Linked DNA regions of Homo sapiens: region 1 is linked to region 2. A link is a loop called in an ENCODE intact Hi-C map of the cell type or tissue named here. Cell type or tissue: CD4-positive, alpha-beta T cell. All regions are shown on one strand. Each heading gives the region's core, and the rest is flanking DNA. Links, peaks and the distances in the headings are about the cores only. Region 1 has its middle 130 kb from the start of LINC02889. Region 2 has its middle 180 kb from the start of SNX13.

Region 1 (8,340 bases), core at 98-8,097, 65 kb after region 2:
TAAGATTTTAAACATTTTTAATTTCTTAAGGTTAAAAAAGATTTAAATCTTTAAGTTTAAAAAATAAACCCTATTTAAGGAATGGGAATTAGTGTCTGGTTGGTTGCTTTTGTCCAGTTGAAGAATAGCCAGGCACAGGCTCATGCCTGTAATCCCAGCACTTTGGGACACCAAGGCAGGAAAATTGCTTGAGGGCAGGAGTTTGAGACCGGTCTGGACCACATAACAAGACCCCATCTTTACAAAAAAGTTTAAAATTATCTGGGCATGGCAGCGTATGCCTGTAGTCCCAGCTACTTGGGAGACCTATGTGGAAGGATCTCTTGAACCCCAAGAGTTCGAGGCTGCAGAGAACTATGATGACACCATTGCATTGCAGCCTGGGCAAACAGAGCAAGACTCTTAAAAAATTGCAAGTTTCCTCAGTGGAAATAAGTGTCACTTTGAGTGACCAACCATTATTGATGTATAGGCTGATACTATTTTGAAATATTGATATACTTTCTCTTATGTACACCACGGTAGAAAACCTTTCTCAAGTCAACCAAGTACCGTATTACCTTGGTGAGGCTAAGTTTCTAGAGATGTTTAAGAATAATAAAGGATCGGTCCAGCACAGTGGCTCAAGTCTGTAATCCCAGCACTTTGGGAGGCCGAGGCGGGTGGATCACCAGGTCAGGAGATCGAGACCATCCTGGCTAACACGGTGAAACCCTGTCTCTACTAAAAATACAAAAAATTAGCCAGGTGTGGTGGCGGGCGCCTGTAGTCCCAGCTACTTGGGAGGCTGAGGCAGGAGAATGGCGTGAACCCGGGAGGCAGAGCTTGCAGTGAGCCGAGATTGCACCACCGCACTCCAGCCTGGGTGCCAGAGCGAGACTCCGTCTCAAAAAAAAAAAAAAAAAAAGAGTAATAAAGGATCATTGTTCAGCCTTGACAAGACAGGCAATAAGACCAAAATTATTCCCAGAGGCAATAGTTATTAAAGCTAAAGCTTTCTATTTGAAAAAAAAGTTTTTGAGTATGTTTTTGAAAAATTTTACAAATACATAAAAACTTGTAAATGAATGTTCATAGCAGGATTTTTCATCTTATCTAAAAGGTGGAAACAATCTAAATGTCATCCATGGATGGATGGATAAGCACAATGTGGTATGTTCATACAGTGGAATGTTATTTAGCCATCAAAGGCATAAAGTACTGACACGTGCTACAATGGGGGTGAACGTTGAAAACAAAAGTGAAAACAGCCAGATATAAAAGGCCACATTTTGTATGATTCCACTCACATGAAATGTCCAGACAAGGTAAATCCATAGACAAAATATAGATTATTGGTTGCCACAGCTGGGAAAAGGAGGGAATTGAGGTGATTACTAATGGTTAAAGGGTTTCTCTCAGGTAATGAAGAGGTTCTCGAGTTAGTGGATATGGCTGCACAAGTGAATATACTAAAAAAAAAATCGCTGAATTGTACACCTTAAAAGAGTAAACTTTTATGGCAAATGAACTATATTTCAGTAGTGATAACACCAAAACAGCAGCAACAGCTACAACAACAAACTTGAAAAGAGAATATGGGAAGAGTTAGGCTAAAGGTTTCAATGACCTCCTGGGCTGGAAGACTTTTGCACCCCAACTTTGCAGAAGGAGATCAGTTTGAAAGATTGCTCACGTCTTCATGATGAAGCATTGTGAGATCCAAGCCGACTTTGGTGGAGGATTTGTTCTTGAGAGGGAGCAGAGAGGAAACAGCGGAGGTTACTCAGCAACAGGTACCTTCAAATCCCACTTGTATTTGGGACCAGAAAGATCCTTGCTTTTGCTTCAAGGCTTTGCTCAGTCCATCCAAAAATTCCCCACCTTTAAAAGACTGGGCAATTGAAAGTGACCACCTCTGAATTAGAAACAAATGAAATGAGCAGAATAAGGTTCATGGAGCTATAGATGCCAGAGAGCATAGAAGTAGTCTGCAAAGGAAAGTCCTAGATGTCAGCGGGGCCTAGTGTAATCTGCTTGATATCTTCTCCCTACTCTGAGGCATGAGAGGGATGAGACCTATCTCCAGGTTGTCACCTTATAACTTACATTGTGGGAGGCCATTCTTCTGCTGCACTGTTGCTCTTGTGGTCAGTTGTGTTGATGCTATGAGTTCTGCTTCTGGTTTTTCCAAGAACACCACTCCTTTGATCTTAGCCTTCACCCTCTGTAGCTTTGGGGCCTAGTGGAAAGAGATGGCTTTAGAAATCAGAAATACTGATTGTAAAACAACCTCTGCTTATCCGTGATACCTACACTGGAGTCTACCAACCACAGTGTTGCAAATGCATTGTGGTGGTGCTTCAAACTGTGGATCTCTCTAACCCTTGGGGTCATTCAGAAACTGGGTGGCTGAGACTCCCAGGAACAGCACCTTTGGCTGTTAGCTGGCTTGCTCAGGGTGCCTCAGAGGGCAAACCTAGCAGGGTGAGGCCTGCACAATACCAGTTGGTGAGCACTGTTAGCTACATCAGCACTCATGGCTCCCCGTCAACACTGTGCACTGCCAACAGGAGCTCTGACACCAGGATGTCTCCAGCAGCCAGGGACAGGCAGAACCATGCCCATATTGTGGAAATGTGGCCGATGGTTTGTAGGGGGCAGGGAAGGGACATGTTCCCAGTGTCCAGATATGCCCAGAGTTTGGCCAAGGTGTGGACAGTTAGGAGTTGGATGTGGTGCTGGGGGAGGGATTCTGGCTGGGGACTCCTGAGGGCACTGACCCACATGGCAGTCTCCCATTTTTCTCTTCGTATGTATATATATAATAATTCTGTCCCAATTTGGTTGATGCGCTATTTTTATAAGATTCCAATTCATAGGACGATGATTCTTTCTTTTGAGATGGAGTCTCGCTCTTTCACCCGGGCTGGAGTGCAGTGGCACCATCTCGGCCCACTGCAATCTCTGCCTCCCAGGTTCAAACAGTTTTCATACCTCAGCCTCCTGAGTAGCTGGGATTAACAGGCATGTGCCTCCATGCCTGGCTAATTTTTGTATTTTTAGTAGAGATGGGGTTTCACCATGTTGTCCAGGTTGGTCTTGAACTCCTTGGCCCCCAAAGTGCTGGGACTACAGGCGTGATCCACTGCACCCCACCCATAGAAGGATGGTTCTTCTAACAACACCTGCAGCTTTTGCAGATTAGAACTTCATTGTTATCTGGAAATATTTGATATAAAAATTCTATTAAAGCCAAAGTCCATTTGCCTTATTTTGATCAAATTAATATTACTCTTGTCCATGAAAGAAAGGAAGAATTGTACCAAAACATACTGTTCCCAAATGACCAGTTTTGACGTGTGCCCTACTGTCGAAAGGGATGTGAGGAAAGAGAAAGTTCCAGACTTTCTGAGCCTCAATTTTCTCACCTGCAAAATAAACATAATAATTCATAACTAATTTAGGCTAGTGCTCAAGGGTGAATCTATTCTCCTTTCCATGCCCTAAAATATTTAGGTTTTTTGATTAAGACATAAAAAAATTCAGAATTTCATAAAACAGGAATCTGGTAGGAGTTTTTTCAACTAAGTCCTTTTTATTTTATACTTAAGGTAACATGAATTAAGAGCAGGCATTGCTCATAGTGGTTTCTCAGCCTTCTGCTGGTGAAGTTTTCACCTCTTCGTTTTACATGTTGAAACAGTGTAAATCTGTCAACCCTACAATCTTGGGAGGCAGACATGGAGATATCCGCAGGCCAGCTCCAGGTATAGGGTCTGTTTCCTGCTTCCCCCCAGGGTAAGGTGTCCACCTTCTTCCTTTGTACTCAGGTTAATCTACAGTGATGGTATCTTGTTATAAATGCTTCACTTTCTCATTTGGTCCTCCTCTGAGCCATGTGCTTGGTAAAACTATCACAACACAGGACAAAACAAAGACTGAAGCAATCACATACTTTCTACTCCTCCTTTGATTTATTTTATATAAATTATCTCTTGGGACTGGAATGGTCCAAGCCTTGGGATTCTGTGTATTCAGGTCATGTCAAGTTCACTCGTTCCCCATACAAAGGGAGAATTGTCAAATGGCAGAAAGCTAAGAAGCCTTGACCTACAAGGACATACACATACAAGGATTCTGTGACAGACCATCTTGCTGGGAACAACATTGCAGGGTTATGATGAGAATCAAATGTGGTTATATGTATTAGGGGGCTGGAAGAGGCATGCCCTTCTCTGGGCATTGTAACTCTCCCGCCCTGAACCCAGAGGAGAGAAGAGGTTATAGACCACAACGAGAAGCTTGTTTTCCTACCTAAAAAATGGTTCCCTTTTCTGAGGACTACTCAAGCAGAATGGCTGGTGTAATGAGAAGGAATGTTACCACAATGCTGACTCATGGCCTCAGGTCACCCGTCAGAGTGTGCAGCATGAGGACAACCAGACAGATTCAGCCAGAAACACCCACCATGCTAGTGGTGCTCAGGGCCAAGAATAACTCTAGAAAAGACTTGCTAAACCACACGCCCTATTCTGGTCTTTCTACCCTACAGGTGGTTTCATCAGCTCTAGAAACTTACAGTAGTCTCAGGGGACACAGGAGTGGGAGCTTGAGGGAAAGTCTTTCAATGGAGCAAAGTAAGAGTGTTAAAGAATGTAAATATTCCTGCTTAAATCTTGGAATCACACACCAGCAAGAATCACCTTAAGTACATTAATACTTACTAATGCATAAAAGGTTTATTCTAATTTACCCACGTTTCTTCCAAGGAGATAATTTTTTAGGTGTTGACATTGTTCCAAATTAGCCTGGAGCTGTGTTTGTAGTCACTATTTCATCAAGATAAAACAGACGATAATAGTCTCAGTAACCGAATCAAAACTTATCATCTTGAATTTGGATGATGGACAGGAGTTTCATCATGCATGTTAGTGCTATTACCTGCTGGGTAAGGAGTGTGGGCCAAGTGTGTTGTAATTAAGGTGCCAATGACCTTGACTGTTCTGTGAACCAATGTCAACTATAAATTAAATCTATTTGGTGTGTGCTGAAGGTCTTGTTGGGAATTTTTCCTTTCACAGATGGATGACCTTCGTATTTGGCTGTCCTAGGTGCTGAAGGAGCCTCCTATCATTCCTATTGTATCATATAAATTGAAGAGGCATTAATTTTATTCTTCAGTACAAGGTGTAAGGCATATCATGTTTCTTTTATTTATTTACATCAAATTTAACCTAAGTTCCCATTCTGTAAGGTGGGTGGAAATTTCTATTTCTATTTTCTTTACCTCGGCCCCAGGATCTATGAAGACCCTAGCTCCACTCATTGTCCAGAGCATTTAAAGAAAGCCCTGTGGCCGCTTGAGTTTATAGTAATTACTATAGATATTTTATTTATCTTGGCCCACTTGGTTCTTTAAAGGCAAATACCTTGACTTCTTTTAGGCCAAGCTCGAAGATGGGCTTTGACAAGGTAAGATGTCTTGCTAAGCTGTACTGCAGAGATTAGCAAAGGCTTCACTCCCTTCCTGATCCTGAGAGGGAACTGTCAACATTTTTTTTTAAGACTCCTGGGCTCAAGCGATCTTCCCACCTCAGCCTCCTGAATAGCTGGGACTACAGGCTCACACCACTATACCCTGGCTAATAAAAAAAAAAAATTTTTTTTTAGAGATGGTATCACACTACGTTGTCCTCTGTTCCTGGGTGGTCTCAAACTCCTGGCCTCAAGCAATCCTCTTGCATTGGTCAGCCAACCTCGTCAGAAACCATCAATATTGTATATCTCCTTCTGATATGCCCACATCTTCAACTCTAATCCCATTCTTCTATCCGTTTACCTCTCAGAGTATCTGGCATAATTCTCCTGAATGAGCTAAGTTTCCTATGCATAAATATCAAAGAATAGTGAAGATGTGGTAAGGTGGTGGTTGGACATTGATTTTTGGATACCAGGCAATGCAGAATTTAGCCCTGCAACACAAAATCTCTGGGGTAAGGAGAGTAAAGCCTTGGCAATTCTCTTACTGTAAGGAAGAAAAGAGTCTTTTCCAGAAAGATTGGGATAAGAGGTTGGAGAGAGCCTTCTTGGTAGTGCAGGGCCACAGGGCATGTTTAGATACCATTGCAGGGGTGGGAGTGGCAGGTAGGAGTGGGGGAAGCAGGAAGCCCCACCTTTCTGCCTGATCCTTTACCCAAAGCAAAAGTCTTAAGCTGCCGGAAGAGGAGGCAGCAACATTTGCAGCATCTAAGGCAGATACAGACTCATTGCTGCTGAGGAAACGCAAACTCTTTACTCTGGGGGTTACAAAATGCCCTGGGCCAGAATCCTACACTATCACCATTAGGATCTCCCATCACTAGGGGAAGGCAGGAAGACTCACCACAGATACAAAGCAGAGCTTGGCTTTCATGGGAAGGATCATCGGGGACACTCAAATTCTGCTGAAGGGACCTGGAATATGCCAACCAAAGTATGCCTCTTTAGCATATGGATTATTTTGAGCTAAAGGCCATTGAGAACCAGCAGATGCAGGAAAAGCTTTAAAAATGGGGAAAATTGTTCTTTCTGTAAAGGAAATTTACATTTATAAAGAACATCTCTATTTGTAAACCTGTCTCTTTCTCCAGGAGAGGAGGACCAGGAAGAGGAGGACTATACCAACTCTATCCATGGGGAAGGTACTGATGTAAACCTGCATAACGAATCTTACTAAATAACCTTTGTTGACCATGCTTTTCTTGGTCACTCTCCCATAACTTGCCACCTCCCCCCCTCCCTAGAAGGCCCAAACTCCTTTTCCTTTGTTTAGCCTAAGATGGTATATAAGCCTCAATCATCTGGCTACCTCCTAGAGATACATTGTTTTCTCTGTGAACTCCCGTGCATGCGTATTCGTTCATAATTAAAACTTTTTTTTCTCTTGTTAAAAAAAAAAAGAAAGAAAGAGTCCCTATTTAATGAGAGCAAAATTAATTATCCTGTCAATTAACTTGTCATAATTGTAAATGTCACATTGGGTCCATAATCACTGAGAGCAAAAACTAGATGTGACTGAGAAACATAAACTAGGAGGGAAGGCGAACATACTGAGCTCCTATTATATGCTAGATGCTGGGACACATATAGGTGTTTCATGTTTCATTTAATCCTCACAATAGGCCCGCTAGGAAGGCATCATTATTCCCATTTTCAGAGAAGAAATCAGGGACCCAGAAAGATTAAGTGACTTGCTGTGATAGACATCCTTGGCTGCTAATCTCACACACTCCCACCCCTTTCTCCCTTGTCCATCTTCATTGTAGAGACAGGAAGAACTGAAGAGTCACTTTCTCAAACCTCTCTTTTGGCTAGGGGTGGCCCTGGGACACAGTGTTTGGCTATGAGACAAGTAGGAGGGTGATGGGAACTTTTAGGGGAGACTTTGCCCCCCTTTTCCCTTTTCTTCCTGTCTTGAGGATGCCTATTCGTCTTCAGGCAACTTGCACAAGTGTGAGGCTCAGCAGTTGTTTCCCCCAAAGTCCTTAATGCTTTTCTAGTGACGTTCATTGTCTCACATAATTTATTCAGCTGGGAGCAGCCTGCGTACTCCATCTCCTGCCACCATGTCCCAATCCTTCTCATACTTGTGAACCGAGCTCAATTATCGCCTCTTTCCTGGAAACCTTTTCTAGTCTTCCTGAATACAGTGATTATTCTATCTCCTATGTCTCCATGACATGGTATCTATACCTCCTTTATGGTTCTTATGGTCTCCATGTCTGTTTTTCTCTGCTGTCATATAAGGCTTTCTAAGCAGGCCTGTGTATATATTTATACTCCCCAGAAAAGCCTAGCATACATAGTGCCTGAAATATAGTAGCGTTCAACCAATATTTTTTGAGTGAATAAGAGAGAATATTAATTCTCCAAGGTCAGATTTGACTTTGCAGACTACCAAGAAGAGGACAGGAGACTCCTACATGCTGGTCCTAACATAGTGAAGTCTGTTGAGTGAATGCCAGGCACTGCTATCCTCCAGATGTGGGTTATACGAGATAACTTATTGTCTTTTGCATAAGCCACTATTTTGGGGGGTATTGCGTGATTTACAGCTAAAAGTCTGCTTTCTCCTGATACACTCCCCAAGGCCATGGAACTGTCTCTAAAATCCAGCGTAGCATACAGATGACACAATTCAACATCTGAACATTTAGACAGTACTAAACTACCTATAAGTGGGCATAGAATATCTGAAAAAGATATTTGAAAAAGTTTTGAAAAAGGCTGGTGAACAGATTGAGTAGGTATTAAGATATTATTAGAGATGGGTAAAGTCCCCAGGATGGCACTACACTCAAGCAGAGCCTGGGTACAACG
Region 2 (8,340 bases), core at 309-8,308:
TGTTCATGTTTTTTGCCCACTTTTAAAATGGGATTGTTTGGCTTTTTTTCCTTGCTGATTTCTTTGAGTTCCTTGTAGATTCTGGATATTAGTCCTTTGTCAGATGTATAATTTGCAAATATTTTCTCCCATTCTGTCGGTTGTCTATTTACTATGTTGATTATTTCTGTTGCTGTGCAGAAGGCTTTTAGTTTAATTAAGTTCCATTTATTTATTTTTGTTTTTGTTGCATTTGCTTTGGCGGTCTTAGTCATAAATTATTTGCCTAGGCCAATATCTAGGAGAGTTTTTCCTAGGTTTTCTTCTAGAATTCTTTTTTGTCTGTTTGTGAGATAGGGTCCCTCTCTATCACCCAGCCTGGAGTGCAGTGGGGTCATCATGGCTCTTTGCAGCGTCAACCTTCCGGGCTCGACCAATCCTCCCACCACTCACCCAAGTAGCTGGGACTACAGGCATGTGCCACGACACCCAACTAATTTAAAAAAAAAATTTTTTTTTTTTTTTGTAGAAACAAGGGCCTCCCTGTGTCGTCCACACTGGTCTTGAACTCCTGAGCTCGAGCTGTCCTCCCACCTCGGCCTGCCAGAGTGCTGGGATTACAGGCTGAGCCACCGCACCCTGCTCTTTCTGGAATGTTTGTGTCTTTAAGTGTTACGTTTATGTCTTTAATCCATCTTGAGTTAATTTCTGCATATGGTGAGAGATAGGGATCCAGTTTCATTCTTCTGCATGTGGCTATCCAATTTTCCCAGCACCATTTATTGAACAGGGTGTTCTTTCCCCAGTGTTTTTTGTTTGTTTGTTTTTGGCTGCTTTGTCAAAGATAAGTTGGTTGTAGGATTTGGCCTTATTTTTGGGTTTACAGTTCTGTTCCATTGCTCTATGTGTCTACTTTTATGCCAGTACCATACTCTCTGGGTTACTATAGCTTTGTAGTGTAATTTCAAATCAGGTAACGTGATGCTTTCAGATTGGTTATTTTTGCTTAGGATTGCTTTGGCTATTCAGGGAATTGTGTGTTTCCATATAAATTTTAGGGTTTTTTTTTTTCTAATTCTGTGAAAAATGACTTTGATATTTTGATAGGAATTGCATTGAATTTGTAGATTGCTTTGGACTATATGGTCATTTTTACAATATTAATTATTCCAATCCATGAGCATAGAATGTTTTTCCATTTTTTGTGTCATCTGTGATTTCTTTCATCAGTGTTTTGTAGTTCTCTTTGTAGAGATCTTTCACCTCCTTGCTTAAGTATATTCCTAGGGATTCTTTGTTTTGTTTTGTTTTGCAGCTATTGTAAATGGAATTGAGTTCTTGATTTGATTTTCAGCTTAGTTGTTATTGGTGTATAGCAGTGCTACTGATTTATGTATGTTGATTTTGTAACCTGAGACCTTTCTGAATTCATTTATCAAACCTAAGAGTCTTTTGGAGGAATCTTTAGGGTTTTTGAGGTATAAGATTATATCATTGACAGATAGTTTGACTTCCTCTTTTCCGATTTAGATGGCCTTTATTTCTTTCTCTTGCCTGATTGGTCTGTCTAGGACTTCTAGTACTATGTTGAATAAGTGTGGTGAAAGTCAAAGCCTAGATTCTTGACCATGATGTTCTCATATTGTAAGACCTTAGAACATCATGGTCTTAAAACATGGTGCTAGAGAGAGAACCTGTATTAGCTTTTAAAATAGCCTTATAGTCTTAGATCTGCCAGGGAGGGAGCCATTTCTTAATGGTCATGCCTGGCTTCTATGAAAGATTATTCTGACATGATTCTGGTTCGCTATTTCATTAAGGTGTAGTTTCAGGATTCTGAAGCTATTCATTGGTTGCTAAGACTTTGATGAAGCAAACTGATGTGTAGGGCACAGAAAGCTCTGTTCCATTGCAGAGAACATTTACTGGGATATGCTGAGTCCAGATGCTTTGAAACCTGATTATGTTTCACCATCACCTGATGATCTTATTCAAATGCAAATATCTATGCTCCACACCAGACACACTGAGTCAAAAACTGAATATCATAGTCTGGTGATTGTTATCAGCAGGGAAGGATAAGAGCATGGAATCTGGTGATAACTGGTAGGTTTCTGTAAATAGGCAGTGTTAACGAGGGAACTTAGTGAGCAGTGGGCTGCTGTATGCAAGAAGCCGAACCCTGGTCATTGTCTGTAGAGCTCAGAGTGCCTTGCTTTAAGTCTAGGACCACAACACTGGCCGGAGAAGCAATATTTTCATGTAGGGGGATCTGATACATGCTTTGATTACATTGGTAAAAATAATTTGTCCTTTTTGGAGCAACTTAAACAATCAAGAAAAAATATGAAGTTTTAAGTAGAATCATCCCAAACCTTTCCACCAGAGAAAACTGTTGTTTTATACTTTGATTAACATAATCCCAGATATTATTTGACTCTGAGCCTACATACATGTAGAGATAGTCTTATACAATTTTACATAAACGGGATAATACAATCAATACATGATATACTGTAGACTTGCTATCAATATCTTTGGGACTGCCATGTTTTAGGAAGAAAATACTTCATTATTAAAGGAAATAAGCCAGCTCGCTTTTCCTTCTCTACTGTTTCATAACAGCACCATTTTACACGAAGCATAAAAACAACCCCAGTCTTAGAATACATATCTCAAATCAACAGATCACAAAATTTTCGTTGACATTTGTATCATTACTTTTTCCCTCCCTGTACTGCCAGACTAATCTTTTTTAAAAGGGTTAAAATAAATCCTTAATTTGTACTGTAAATTTTTAGCAGTGGTGGAAATATTATGGTCAAAAAATTTTTATTAGTGCTTTCTAGCATGAATCTACACAGGTCCTCAGAAATAAAGATTGTGATGTTTTAGAGTTTATAAATTTTAAGTTAGTTTTTTTATATATAGAAGGACAGAATATTAGTTTTTTGTCAGTGAGCTTTCTTGCAAATCTAAAATTCTGCTAGGGCAAGAATCAACTTATAAGCTATTCTCTCCACTTTGTGGTACTTTTTAGTAAGCATACACTGGGAACATACCCAGTAAATGTTCACTGACAGAAATCCTAGAATTTTTGAAAGTCAGGCTTTGGATCCTGCTAATCATTTTTCCTATCTTCACGAATTTCTACAGACTATTTTCTGCTTTTATGATGGGGGATGTCTACATGAGACTGAAATTCTTTATTCTAACTGGGAAGAAGAGGTAGGTTGATCCAAAAAAGGAATTAGATGGAAAAAATTTTGTTTTGAGACATATCCTAAAAATATTAGTTGATTTTCAAGAGAAATGCTCAACTTGATCTGCATAAACGAGAAAGAATAAATCTTTTTTATTCAAGGTTAAGTGGATTAACTCTTAGTAGGGATTAAGGAAACATCTTGGACAAACGGACAGAAACCTCTTATGCTAAATGGTAGGACATTGAAATATAAAAATATATATTTGACACTTTTCCCACCACATATAACTGCCTATTCCCACTCTTTGTATGAATTCATATTCTTTTTTTAGAGGTGTATTCCTCCCTCTAGAAAATATTAAAATTCTCAGGATATCCATAAATAAGCAAAACACATTTTTACTTTGAAGGGGTTTCACACGTAACTATTCTGCTTGTTACCGCCTCCATCCATGTAATTGGAGACCTTGATAAAAGTGAAAACTGAACTTTCTTTAAAAAGCGTAAAAATACCAATCACTTATTAAAAATTTTTCCCTTTTGTGTGTTCCCAGGAGACCACATTGGCTCACAAGTTCTCCTAACCCATCGCATGCAGTATCTATTTTCTTTGCTTTTTTTGCTGAGCCTGATGGCAATGTCTGGGCATTGGGGTCAGGAAGGAATGAGGGAAATGGTTCTCAGTTTTTGAAGAGTTAGTGTTAGAAGTCCAACTATATATTTGATCATATGCTTTTAGCAATGTTATTTACTGACTAACCGGTTATCATATGAACATAGTGACAGAGGTAAAAAAAAAAAAAAAAACAAAAAAAACAAAACCAAATAGAGAAAATGTAGAAAAAGCATAAATTGACATTAATAGTGCTAGGCATGTCCTACTTTCCGGCCAAAGAACATTGTCAAATGAACTTAAGAGAACCTTTTCATGTTGGCACTCACATGTGGACACCACGACTTAATAAAAACTACTGCTTATGCTGAAAGAATTCTTAAGGTTTTCCTTTGAATGTTACCATCAAGACTTGGGGTGAGAACTCTCAACTTGATCACTCTTCACACAGATGTGAATGCTAGAATACTGAATTCAAGCCCAATTAAGGATTTTCAGTCTTTATGGATGCCCACTTATTTAGAGAGAGATTCTTAATTTTCAGGAAAATGTCAGCCTAAGTTTATATGATCCTCAAAGAGAGGCAAAGGCATTTGCAGAGGCCAATGAATTCCATTCAAAAGGAAAAGGGGGACACATACGGCTAGTTCATATTGCTCAACTAAGGATTTCACTTACATTCTGAAATTATAGCTAAAGGCAGTTAAGTTGCTTAAGGAAATGTGGGGCCCTACTGAGAGAATCAGAAAATGTTAGGAGACTGAAACAAATGGGATTCACCACTTTCCACTTCCATGTGCTAGAATATCAGTAAAATCAGAGTTGCAGAAGCCTAACCAGGAGGTGTGGTAAGAATTACAAAGGGAATAAAGGCTGAAGTTTGAGAACCACCAGGCCACTTTTCATGTGATGCCCCCTAAAGTGACTACCATTAGGTAATAACCTTGCAGAACTCTTATTTAGATCTATTGAAATAGAAAAATTTTCAGAGACCACTGAATAGACTACATTTGCAATTCAAAAAATATAGTATAGTTGAATATGGTGGAAAGATTGTTAAAGAAATTTGCAGTACTGGCTGTCACTAACTAGCCATGTAACCAGGAAATTTAATCTCTATGTCTCATTTACCCTATAAGAAATTACTGTAAAAATAGATGAGAATATAATTATGAAGTATGATACAAATATATTATTACCATTAAAGTTGTGATAACTCTGTGAACCTTAGAGATGGAATCTTTCATAGCCTTCAAGCTTCTTGAGATATTTCAACAGTGTAATTCATTATTAAATCTTAAGTGCAAGATAGGATCTTGTATTAGGCCCTGAATGGAAATACCTTTTTACCATAACTATGAATGCTGTGTATGCTAAACCCCCTAGTCCAAAGGGTGAGAGTCAAAAAGTCACTTGATAAACTGAAATTAGTAGGCTGAACTGAGTGTAGGGGCTGAAAGAAAGCTGCCCTCTGAAGGTGCTGAAAATGAACCAACAACAGACAGATTAATGGGAGAAAAAAAGCCATTTATTTAAGCATAGCACAGGATAATCACAGGAGAATGATTACCCAGCAACCCAACTCTTCTTCATCAGGGAAGGGGAGATTGTAGGAGTAACTGATTTTCAGAGGAAATGAATGAACCCAAAGAATCATGGCCTTGAATGAAGTTCCTCTGAGCACTGGGGGAGGTGGTAGGCAGGTGAGGGACAGAACTTCACTGTGAGCAAAGGTCTTTTATGCAGATAAAACCACCCAGATAATCTCTTGGACCTACCCTCAGAAGAATAGAGGAAAGTTTATTTGAGTGTGGAGATAACTCCCAGTCTCTTCTCTTCTTTGCTGGTTAATCATTCCTGGTTACTTGATGAAATTCCTAGAGAGAGGAGTTTTAAGATGATTACATTTATTTTGGAAAGAAGTTTTCTTAGTCAGATAGGGAAATTCCAGAGAGTCCCTCCTGGTGCTTTGGGAAAGAAGATTAGTGAGAAAGGAAGGCAAGGGAAGGTCAGAGAGACCTTGAGGCTGCTTCTTTAGTTCAGCATGTGAAAGTGCCATATTTGGGGTATTGTTTTCTGAGCCCCAACATGAAGAACCACTCTGTAAGGAAGTACATTTATAGGATCCTGATGCACAATATTGATAGATAGGGCAGGAGTTGCAGTAGAGCAAGATGGTGGAACAGAAGGCGTCACTGATTGTTGCCCCACAAGAATGCCAAGTTAACAACTATCTACACACCAAAAAAGTACCTGTATAAGAATCAAAAATCAAGTGAGCACTCACAGTATCTGGTTTTAACTTCATGTCACTGAAAGAGGCATTGAAGAGGTAGAAAAAAGCCTTGGATCGCCAGTGCCTCTCCTCCTTCATTGCCAGCAGCAGTGGTGTGGTGCAGAGGGTAATTCTGTGCACTGGGGAGAGGGAGAACACAGCAGTTGTGAGGCACAGAACACAGTGCTGCCTTGTTATAGCGGAAAGCAAAACCAGGCCAAACTCAGCTGACACCTGCTTATGTAGGGAGCATTTAAACCAGCCCCAACAAGAGGGGAATCACCAACCCCAGCCATTGGAGCTTGAGTTCCTACACGCCTTGCCACCATGGGCTAAAGTGCTCTGTGGCCCTAAATAACGTTGAATGGCAGTCTGGGTCACAAGGACTGCAACTCCTAGATGAGTTCTGGTGTTGAACTGGCCCCAGAGCCAGTGGACAGAAAGGTCACACAACCCACTGAGACTCCAGCAGGGCAGCTTAGTGAGTGCTGGCATCACCCCTTCCCTAACTGCAGGCTGCACAGCTCACAGCTCCAAAAGAGACCCCTTCCTTCCACTTGAGGAGAGGAGAGAGAAGGGTAGAAAGGACTTTATCTTGCACCTTGAATACCAGCTCAGCCATAGCAGGGTAGGGCACCAGTCAGAGTTGTGAGGGCCCCCTTCCCAGGCCCTAGCTTCCAGATGACATTTCTAAACATGCCCTGGGCCAGAAGGAAACCCATTACCTTGAAGGGAAGGACTCAGTCCTGGCAGGATTCATCACCTGCTAACTGAAGAGCCCTTGCATCCTGAATAACCAGCAGGGACACCCAGGTAGTACACTGTGGGCCTTGGATGAGACTCCGGGGCTTTCTGGCTTCAGATGAGACTCAGCACATTCCCTATAAGGCAAGACTCCTCCCGCAGAAGAAAAGTGCAGGGAAAAGTAAAGGGGACTTTGTCTTGCACCTTAGTTACCAGCTCAGCCACAGGCGGCTAGAGCACCAAGCGAGCTCTTGGGGCCCCATTTGCAGAACTTGGCTCTTGGATGGCATTTCTGTACCTGCCTTAGGCCAGAGGGTAGCCCACTGCCCTGACATGTGAGTCCCAGGCCAGGCAGCATTCACCACAAGCTGACTGAACAGCCCTTGGGCCTTACCGGAACATCAGTGGTAGTGTAGCAATACTTCCCGTGGGCCCTTGGTGGAGGCCCATGGGGTGAGGTTCCTCTGACTTTTTGTTTTGTTTTGAGACGGAGTCTCACTCTGTCGCCCAGGCTAGAGTGCAGTGGTGTGATCTCGGCTCACTGCAAGCTCCGCCTCCCGGGTTCACACCATTCTCCTGCCTCAGCCTCCCGAGTAGCTGGGACTACAGGCGCCCACCACCACGCCCGGCTAATTTTTGTATTTTCAGTAGAGACGGGGTTTCACCGTGTTGGCCAGGATGGTCTCGATCTCCTGACCTTGTGATCCGCCTGCCTTGGCCTCCCAAAGTGCTGGGATTATAGGCATGAGCCACCGCACCCGGCCTGCTCCTCTGACTTTGGAAAGAAAAGAGTGGGGTGTTGGAAGGACTGAATCCTGTGGTTTGAAAGCCAGCTTGGCCACAGTACATTAGAGCACCAGCTAGACTTCTAAGGTTTTTGGCTCTAGTCCCTGGCTCCCAGATGGCACCTCTGGACCCACATAGGGCCTAGGAGAACTCACTGCCCAGAAGGGAAGGCCACAGGCCTGGATGGCTTTGCCACCTGCTGATTGAAGAGCCCCAAGGCCTTAAGTGAACACAGGCAGTAGTTTATGCAAACATTATTGTTATCAGCTTAAAATAATGGGTTATAAGGTAGTATGTGCAAGCCTCATGGTAACCTCAAACCAAAAAATATACAATGGATACACAAAAAATAAACAGCAGGAAACTAAATCATATCACTATAGAAAATCACCTTCACTAAAAGGAAGACAGGAAGGAACGAAGAAAGGAAGAGAAGACCACAAAAAAAAAAAAACAAAAAAAACCCCAGAAAACAAATAACAAAATGGCAGGAGTAAGTCCTTACTTATCAATAATAACACTGAGTGTAAATTGACTAAACTTTCCAAATCACAGAGTAACTGAACAGATTAAAAAAACAAGACCCAGTGATCTGTTGCCTACAGGAAACACACTTCACCTATAAAGACACAGACTGAAAATAAAGGGGTAAAAAAAGGTATTCCATGCACATGGAAATAAAAAAAGAGCAGTAGGAGCTATACTTATATCAGACAAAATAGATTTCAAGACAAAAAC

What was found. Peaks named below come from ENCODE experiments on the same cell type or tissue, not always from the same donor. Only the 100,000 strongest peaks of a DNase experiment are listed, where the experiment ranks them.
Region 1: it touches region 2 in a loop (4-fold over the local background); 7 of 110 quality-filtered maps call a loop at or near these places.

The regions. Positions count from the first base shown.
Region 1 is chr7:17,686,301-17,694,640 of GRCh38, reverse strand. No RefSeq gene overlaps it. Among named protein-coding and RNA genes, the nearest start is that of LINC02889, 130 kb to the right of the region's middle. In CD4-positive, alpha-beta T cell, for the core only: no CTCF peak of the experiment used is centred there; a DNase peak (open chromatin) is centred at 4,380.
Region 2 is chr7:17,751,911-17,760,250 of GRCh38, reverse strand. No RefSeq gene overlaps it. Among named protein-coding and RNA genes, the nearest start is that of SNX13, 180 kb to the left of the region's middle. In CD4-positive, alpha-beta T cell, for the core only: no CTCF peak of the experiment used is centred there; no DNase peak of the experiment used is centred there.